Regions from separate parts of the Homo sapiens genome. Here region 1 is linked to region 2. A link is an interaction called in ENCODE POLR2A ChIA-PET data of the cell type or tissue named here. Cell type or tissue: HepG2. All regions are shown on one strand. Links, peaks and the distances in the headings refer to the core of each region. The heading gives the core; the rest is flanking DNA.

Region 1 (4,388 bases), core at 245-4,244, 140 kb after region 2:
TTGGCAATTTCTTATAAAATTAAACATACATCTATCTCCAACCTAGGACCCAGCAATTCCACTTCTAGGTATGTACCCAAGAGAAATGAATAATGGTCCACAAAAAGACTTGTACAAAAATGTTTATAGCAGCATTATTTATAACAGCCCCCAAACAACCGAAATGCTCATCAGCAAAAGAATGGATAAACGAACTGAGGTATAGCCGTACAAGGAAATACTATCCAGAAATAGAAAAGAATGAACTAATGTCCAGAATAGGCAAATGAATAGAGACAAAGTATACTAATAATTGCCTATGGCTGGGGTAAGGGAAGGAGACAGAATGAGGAGTGGCTATTCTAAAATTTGATCATGTAACGGGTGTACAACTCTGTGAATACAGTAAAAATGTAATTGAATTGTACAACGCTTTAAATGGGTGAAATATATGCTATATGAATATTTCAGTAAATCCGCTAAAAAAGGAATGAACTGTTAATAAATAGAGCACCACATACAAACATTAGGTTTAAGCAAAAGTCTGACAAAGAAAGAAACATACTGTGTAGTTCCTTTTATATGAACTCCAGATGCAGGCAAACTAATTTATAATGATAGGAATCAGTTACTGTGGCAGTAAGAGATTGGCCAGAAAAGGATATTAGCAAACCTTCAAGGAGGCTGGCAGTGCTCTATTTCTTTTTCCTTTTTTTTTTTTTTTTTTTGAGACAGAGTCTCGCTCTTGTTGCCCAGGCTGGAGTGTAATGGCGCGATCTCAGCTCACTGCAACCTCTGCCTCCTGGGTTCAAACAATTCTCCTGCCTCAACTTCCCAAGTGGCTAGGATTACAGGCACCTGCCACCACACCCGACTAATTTTTGTATTTTTAATAGAGACAGGGTTCCCCATGTTGGCCAGGCTGGTCTCGAACTCCTGACCTCAGGTGATCCGCCCACCTCAGCCTCCCAAAGTGCTGGGATTACAGGCGTGAGCCACCGCGCCTGGCTCAGAAGTGTTCTATTTCTTGTTTTGGGTGATGGCCATAGGGGTGTATACAACTGTCATAACTACTGTACATTTTAATTGCATCTCAATTAAACACGATAAAAAAATCACTCCTATTTGATTTTGGAAAGAGAGAGATAGAAACTGACAGAATGTCTGCCTAAGAATGCCTTCATGCTTCTCCAATGGGAGCAACTGTACAGCTATGGATTTACAGAAATATCTAGTGCCTAGGTATAATTGTATCTTTTCTTCCCATAAAATTTTAACAATATACTCATCCAGTGCCCCCTTCCAATTTTCAGTTTCCCTAATTTTTTTTAAAACAGCCTAACAGTCCACAGTCAAAACTGAACCTCATAAAGGCATGTTTAAGTACATCAAATGGTGAGACGAAAATATAAATTTTTATATAAACCAGAATGAGTCTTAAGAGGGAAATTAAGATCTAACTTTGCTTTTTCTGTCTTCTGAAAATATACGTTGATATCCTATAGTCCTTTCTACCAACCACATTTCCCCTACCTCCTTCCCATAGTTAATTAACACCTACTAATCTCTCGTCTCTCAAATTAAATTTTCTTTTCTCAGAAATTCTTCTGAGTTTCTATTACTCCAATCCACCCCCACAACTCACACACAATTATAGTCTTGAGCTGCTTAACAACAAGGATATGGTCTGAGAAATATGCCAATAGGTGTGTTGTTGTGTGAACATCATAGGGTGTACTTACACAAACCTAGATGGTATACCCTACTACACACCTAGGCTATTGCTAGCAAGCTACAAACCTATAGCATGTCACTGTACTGAATGCTGTCGGCAATGGTAACACAATGGTAAGTATGTGTATATCTAAACATACCTAAACACAGAAAAGGTATAGTAAAAATACAGTATTATAATCTTACAAGATTACTGTCATATATGTGGTCTGTTGTTGACTGAAACATTGTTATGAGGTGCATGACCATACATACATGCAGAGAACAACGTCTCTTTTCAGAGCTTTTATCTGGTTCCTTGTGTAACTGATGTCCCTGTTTTTCCCATTATATTCTAAGTGCCATGCGAGCAGGAACAGAGTCTGCTTTGCACATCACCATATCCCCATATAGTGCTTGGTAGCTAGTAAAGATGTTCACAGAACATTTGGCTCAGTGAATAAAAATACAATCCAACCACACCATCTAAACAAAGACTGTCCCCAAAGCAAATAAGGATTTTTCCTTGTTTGAAAAATCAACTGAAAGTCAATACACCTTTATTTGACAGAGAACATTTTGGATTACCATCTATGAGTCATTACTTGAGTATCTACTTCCTTTTCAACTTGGCTCTCAGAATGTTGGACTGTCCTCTGTGTCATTATTTCCTATCCTCATTCTTCTACCTATTGGTCCCTTCTTAGTTGGGCACATTTATTCTTATAACCTTTAATCTCTGTTGTGTATTTTATGATGTGCTTCCGGAGTTTCTAAGATATTGGACCTTAAGAAATTAGGCGATAAGGTTCATAAACTACTGCCAAGTTAATATTTAATGGCATCATTAGCTGTAGAAACATAACTGCTCAGGGACAGGTGTTTCACATCAGAATGTAAACATACAAAGTGACATTCCTACCAACAAGCTCAGAACAGTTCCTCCAACATTCAGTAAACATAATGCTAACTGATACAGAAAGAATAAAGTGCCAAAAACAAAAGACAAAATAGGCAGGTTAGAGACAAAAGATAGCATCATGAAAGAAGGCAACTAGCATTCTGTAGAACATACTAAATCAAACCAAAAATATCAACTTAAACTTACTAGAGAAAAAGTATTTTAGCAAACGCCTAAGGTAAATACAAGACCAAGCCTTTGGGCAAAATTTGAGCAACTTTTCTAAACTCCTTTAAAGCAGTTTAAAGACTGCACAACACCAGTCTATGCTTTCTTGAAAAAGGTCAACCTCAGAAAAACCTGATCATGCTATCCCAATCCACACACTTCACGTTTCCACAGCACTAACAATGCAATCAAACTTTTAGAATCAATTCCCAGAAAATGAATTCTGAATGTGAAAAAATCAGAAAATTCACAAGATGGACCAGGCATGGTAGCTCACACCTGTAATCCCAGCACTTTGGGAGGCCGAGGTGGGTAGATCACTTGAGGTCAGGAGTTCGAGACCAGGCTGGCCAACATGGTGAAACCCCGTCTCTACTAAAACTACAAAAATTAGCCAAGTGTGGTGGTGCATGCCTGTAATCCCAGCTACTCAGGAGGCTGAGGCAGGAGAATCACTTGAAACAAGGAGGCGGAGGTTGCAGTGAGCTGAGAGCACACCACTGCACTCCAGCCTGAGCAACAGAGTGAGACTCCATCACAAAAAAAAAAAAAAACAGAAAAAGAAAACATATTACTTCGGCTGGGCATGGTGGCTTACATCTCTAATCCCAGCACTCTGGGAGGCTGAGGTGGGCAGATCACTTGAGGTCAGGAGTATGAGACCAGCCTGGCCAACATGGTGAAACCCCATCTCTCCTAAAAATACAAAAATTAGCCGGGCATGTGGTGGTGGGTGCCTGTAATCCCAGCTACCTGGGAGGCTGAGGCAGGAGAATTGCTTGAACCCAGGAGGCAGAGGTTGCAGTGAGCTGAGATCATGCCACTACACTCCAGCCTGGGCCACAAGGGCAAAACTCTGTTTCAAAAAAAAAAAAAAGAAAAGAAAAGAAAGAAAACATATTACTAAACTTTAAAAAAGATACTTGTGATATTCTGAAATACATATTTGGTCTTGGACCCTCTTTAACTCCTAAAATCCTTAGAGACTACAAAGTGTTGTCTTTTTGTACACCAATGAGTTGACGGGGGCTGGCAATTCCTAGGTAGCTTGAGGATAGGAGCTGGCCACCAGGAAGACCAAGACAGGATTAGAGGGTTGAGACTTGCAACCCACCTTCCAAACTCTGGAGAAGGGAAAAGGGCTGAAGGTTAAGTTGATCACCAATGGCCAATAGTTTACCAATCATGCCTACGTGGCTGGACTTGGTGATGCATGCCTGTAATCCCAGCACTTTGGGAGGCTGAGGCGGGCGGATCACCTGAGGTCAGGAGTTTGAGACCAGCCTGGGTAATATGGTGAAACCCCATCTCTTCAAAAAATAGAAAAATTGGCCGAGGATGGTGGTGCATACCTATAGTCCCAGCTACAAAGGAGGCTGAGGTGGGAGGACTGCTTCAGATCGAGGCTGCAGTGAGCCAAGGTTATGCCACAGCACTCCAGCCTGGGCAACAAAGTGAGACGCTATCTCAAAAACAAAGAAAAGAAAAAAAAATCATGTCTATGTAACGAAGCCTCCCATAAAAACTTAAAAGGACTGGGTTTGGAGAGCTTCCAAATACCTGAACA
Region 2 (4,383 bases), core at 384-4,383:
ACAGGCACCTCAGAGCCACACGCAGCAGCTGGCCACCACCAGGCCTGATGCCCCAGCTCCAATCACAGAGGAAGCAGCTTTTCCCTTTCTTCTGGGCAAGGAGCCTGGGCCCTCCAAGGTGGCAAAGGACCTTGGATCAGGGTTGCAGAGATGAAGGACAGAGGCCGCAGGCAAGAGGGAAGGCCATGGAGCTGCCCAGACCTCAGGGGTGGGTGCCCGGCATAGCCCGAGCTTTACTCAGCCCAGCTCTGCTCCCTCCCCTACCCCAGGGATGCCCGTGGATGTCAACTCAGCTGCCTTCCGCCTGTGGCAGATCCTCAACGGCACCGGCTTCCACGGTTGCATCCGAAACCTGTACATCAACAACGAGCTGCAGGACTTCACCAAGACGCAGATGAAGCCAGGCGTGGTGCCAGGCTGCGAACCCTGCCGCAAGCTCTACTGCCTGCATGGCATCTGCCAGCCCAATGCCACCCCAGGGCCCATGTGCCACTGCGAGGCTGGCTGGGTGGGCCTGCACTGTGACCAGCCCGCTGACGGCCCCTGCCATGGCCACAAGTGAGCCTGGGGCACTGGGGGAGCCCTTGCCCCTGCCTACCTGTTCCTTCCCCATGGGAAGGGCTGCCTCACAGTTTTCCAACCCATATTAGAACATGTAGCCTAAGCCAGGGTTTTATTACTTTTATCTGGCTTTCACTTTTTATTAATAGGACAAGGCCTATAGGGACACACACATAGTCGCATGCAACTCCCTTTGTTTCAGTTTTGGGAACAGATTAAAGACCTGTGAAGTCAGGGCTGGGTGGGGTGGGCTGTGTCAGGTGGGGCGGGCTGTGTCAGGTGGGGCTTGGCTGGGTTTGTCCTCACAGCGCCTTTTCTCTGTCTCCTCCAGGTGTGTCCATGGGCAATGCGTGCCCCTCGACGCTCTTTCCTACAGCTGCCAGTGCCAGGATGGGTACTCGGGGGCACTGTGCAACCAGGCCGGGGCCCTGGCAGAGCCCTGCAGAGGCCTGCAGTGCCTGCATGGCCACTGCCAGGCCTCAGGCACCAAGGGGGCACACTGTGTGTGTGACCCCGGCTTTTCGGGCGAGCTGTGTGAGCAAGGTCAGGGGCCCCCCTCCTGACGTGCCCTCCCCAGGGTCCCCCACAAATTGCTTTAGCAATTTGACTCTTCCTCCCAGTCTCGGCAGCCCTTCTGTCCCTTCCCAGCCCTGTACCATGGGCTACTATGGGGCTTTCAGAGTCCCTCCACCCTCTGGGCACTGCTCCCAATCTCTCCTGGCCCAGTTTGCCCTGCAGCTCCCTTATTCAGGGTATGCGCCTCTTCTGGCTGGGGTCTCTCCTTGCAGAAGAGACCACCCAGGGTAACAGCTCCTGGCCCAACCTCTGCCTCTTGGCCCCATCACCTCATGACCTGGGAGCGGCAGCAGGAAGTCCGAGGGTTGGGGACTCCTTCCCAGGCCCTCCCTGGCCTGCTTGACCAAGATGGCTTCTGCTGGAATCCGGACTGCTAAGGCTGGGCAGGGAGAAGCTGGAGAAACCCAGAACTCAGGCACCTTAAGGGTCCCCTAGGCTATCCCCTCCCCAGCATGAATCCTTTTCATAATGTTATTGCCCCCGGGGCCTCCAGCCTCTCTTGCACGCCTCTAGCAATGGGGACCCCCCCTCCCTCCAGCAGTTCAGTCTGTCCTGGAGGGCCCTGACGCTAGGACCAGACTGTAGGCCCTGGGAGGAAGCTTGTGCATGTCAGTGGGAGGCGGAAGTATGCTGGGGACAGAGGTGGGGTCTGAGAGCCAAAGGATCCACCCCACAGATGCTGCCCTCCTCCTCCTCTTCCTCCTGCCTCCCTGGAGGCAGCAGCTCACCCATGGGTGTGCCCTGAGGCTTTCTCTTGGTGTCTGTCCCATCCAGAGTCCGAGTGCCGGGGGGACCCTGTCCGGGACTTTCACCAGGTCCAGAGGGGCTATGCCATCTGCCAGACCACGCGCCCCCTGTCATGGGTGGAGTGCCGGGGCTCGTGCCCAGGCCAGGGCTGCTGCCAGGGCCTTCGGCTGAAGCGGAGGAAGTTCACCTTTGAGTGCAGCGATGGGACCTCTTTTGCCGAGGAGGTGGAAAAGCCCACCAAGTGTGGCTGTGCCCTCTGCGCATAGCGCTGGGCGTGGACAGGCCGGTGAGGGCGGGCAAGGGGCCCCAGCCGCTGCAGCAGCGGAGACAGTCGCCAGCAGCTGGGCTGGGGTGCAGGTCATCACAGGACGGCTCCTGGGCAGCTGGGCCCTCCTGGGTGGGGTGGTGCCAGAGCAGCCTTTTAAAAGCAAATTGCGCCATAGCTGGGGGCAGCGGGGGTGGGCGAGGCCTGAGCTGCGGGCTGCCCTCTCCGGAAGTGCCTTGCACAAATAGGCGCTTAATAAATATTTGTTGAGTGAATGTGTGCGTGAGGTCAGGCCAAGAAGTGCAGAACGATGACACCCCTCCTTACCTGCTATCTGAATCTGGAGAAGAAAAATGACAGCCTTCCAAACCAACCCTTCCCTTTGGCCTGTGGCCCAGGCTGGCTTGGAACTGGGTCTGTGGCCCCAGAAGCCTCTTACCCCTCTGCGGGCAACCATGAAGTACTGTCAGCCTCCCCGGGAAGCCAGCCTGGTTCATTCTGCTGCTACAGAATCTGCTGGTGGTAGGCCAGGCTCTGGAGCGGGGGTGCCGCCTCCTGCTGGCCAGGGAGGGTCGGACCCTTGCCCCCTGGGCTGACTGGCAGCTCTGCAGCCACGGCTTGGGAACGAGGCTGTGGGTGGAGGTGGTTCTTAGGACCAGGCCTCTGAATCCTAAAGTTCTAGCATGACTACTGTAGCTGCGAGGGCTTATGTGGAGGAAACAGTCACAGGGGCTGCTCAGGGTGGCAGACCCCACTAAAGAGGGCAGAGGGTTCTTTGCTCTAGATAAACAAACATCATCTGCCTCCAGACACTGGCCACAGTAGGAGTATTGGTCCTGGGCTTCCCCAGCCACCAGTCAGCCACAAGCTGTCGGTGACCTATTGGTAGAGGGACTGGGTGTGAGGGTCTGGGCCAGGGTGCTTGACCTGGGAGCAGCTGGTTCAGAGTCCTTCACACCGCAGGCCAGTAGGGAGCAGTGGAAGGGACAGTGCTCCAGGCATTGGGAAGTCCCTGCTGGCTCTATCACTCGGGGCAAACTTCTCCCCACCTGGGCCTTGGGTTCTTCAGCTATAAAATGGCCAGAGGTGGGGGGCGGGATGACTAAAGGAACAGTGCAGACTCCCCCACTGTGGTCTTGGGAGGCCAGAGGAGTTAGAAGACCTATCTATCTATCTATCTATCTACATTGATCACATCAAAAGTATTTATGTGCCTAACCCGGGGCTGGGGATTGTGGACGTTCTGGCCTAATGGACAGATGTGAACTCATCCCAGAGCATCGCAGGAATGACCAGGATGCCCGGGAAGAGTTGAGCTGAGTGGGGGCTCCAGCCACAGACAGCGGCCCAGGCCAGGGAGTTGCTGGCAACGAAGGAGCCAGTGGTGGAAGAAGAAGAGGCCCTGAATATACGATTGCCTGCCCACGTTGTCTTCTCTTCCATACACAGTGAAAATGTAGAAAGATGGTTTGTGAGGCCAAACTGTGAATGGGCTAAAGGGAGGCAAAGTTGCACTCTCCTTCCCCAGAGGGCTCACCAAGAGGGCACACCCCCGGGGGTTCTGGTGGGCAACGGGGGTGAGCATGTCCCTGCCCTGGCTCCCTCCATCTGTGACCAGGAGGCATGGCTGGGTGTATGTTCAGGTGAGGCTCAGAGTGGCATTGTGTCCCTGTCCCCTGCCCAGGGCAGTGAGGGGAGCCCTTGATGCTGATTAGAAGGCTAGAACTGGGGTAGAGGTGCCTGGCATGTCTCATGCCATGGGGACTCAATCTAGCAACTGTGAGTCCTGGGGTCCCTGTGATGGGAAGAGGGCAGTGCCCTGCCCAATGTGGCAGGTGTCCTCATGGCAGGATCTGCCCCTCACCAGGGGGCTGGGATCTACTTGCTTGGAGCTCTGAGCAAGGCCACAATGCCCGCCCCCACCCCCAAGTAGACTGCAGCCTGGGCCTCATGGGGCTTCTCCCAGGCCCACATGGCATCCCTCTCTGAGTTTCCAGGCCACCGTGGGACCCTGCAGAGCATCTGCACCGGGCTGGATAGGGCAGAAAAGCTCAAGGGCAGCTAGCTTGCCTCTTCCCTGGAAGAAAGGTGCTCTGGGACTCACCAACCCTGAGAAAGATAGCTTTCCTGGCCACCACCATTCCCCACCACCCTGGAGAAGCCAATTCCCAGGCTTGAAGGGCACTGGCTGGCAGGAGGCCTCTTCATTCTGCAGGAGGTGGAAAGGACACCTG

The links. ChIA-PET counts read pairs that join two places held together with the same protein. Peaks named below come from ENCODE experiments on the same cell type or tissue, not always from the same donor. Only the 100,000 strongest peaks of a DNase experiment are listed, where the experiment ranks them.
Region 1: POLR2A ChIA-PET joins it to region 2 with 7 read pairs; 3 of 35 experiments call an interaction of 5 or more read pairs at or near these places.

Annotation. Positions count from the first base shown.
Region 1 is chr10:96,862,194-96,866,581 of GRCh38, reverse strand. All of the region lies in intron 2 of LCOR (ligand dependent nuclear receptor corepressor), which reads right to left. Among named protein-coding and RNA genes, the nearest start is that of LCOR, 32 kb to the right of the region's middle. In HepG2, for the core only: no CTCF peak of the experiment used is centred there; a DNase peak (open chromatin) is centred at 2,361.
Region 2 is chr10:96,998,879-97,003,261 of GRCh38, reverse strand. SLIT1 (slit guidance ligand 1) reads left to right here. Exons shown (of 37, transcript NM_003061.3): 35 at 270-558; 36 at 893-1,104; 37 at 1,912-4,383. The coding sequence ends at 2,150. Among named protein-coding and RNA genes, the nearest start is that of SLIT1-AS1, 100 kb to the left of the region's middle. RefSeq lists an enhancer at 629-1,317. In HepG2, for the core only: CTCF peaks have their summits at 2,706 (motif pointing left) and 3,122 (motif pointing right); a DNase peak (open chromatin) is centred at 2,401; H3K4me3 peaks cover 647 bases.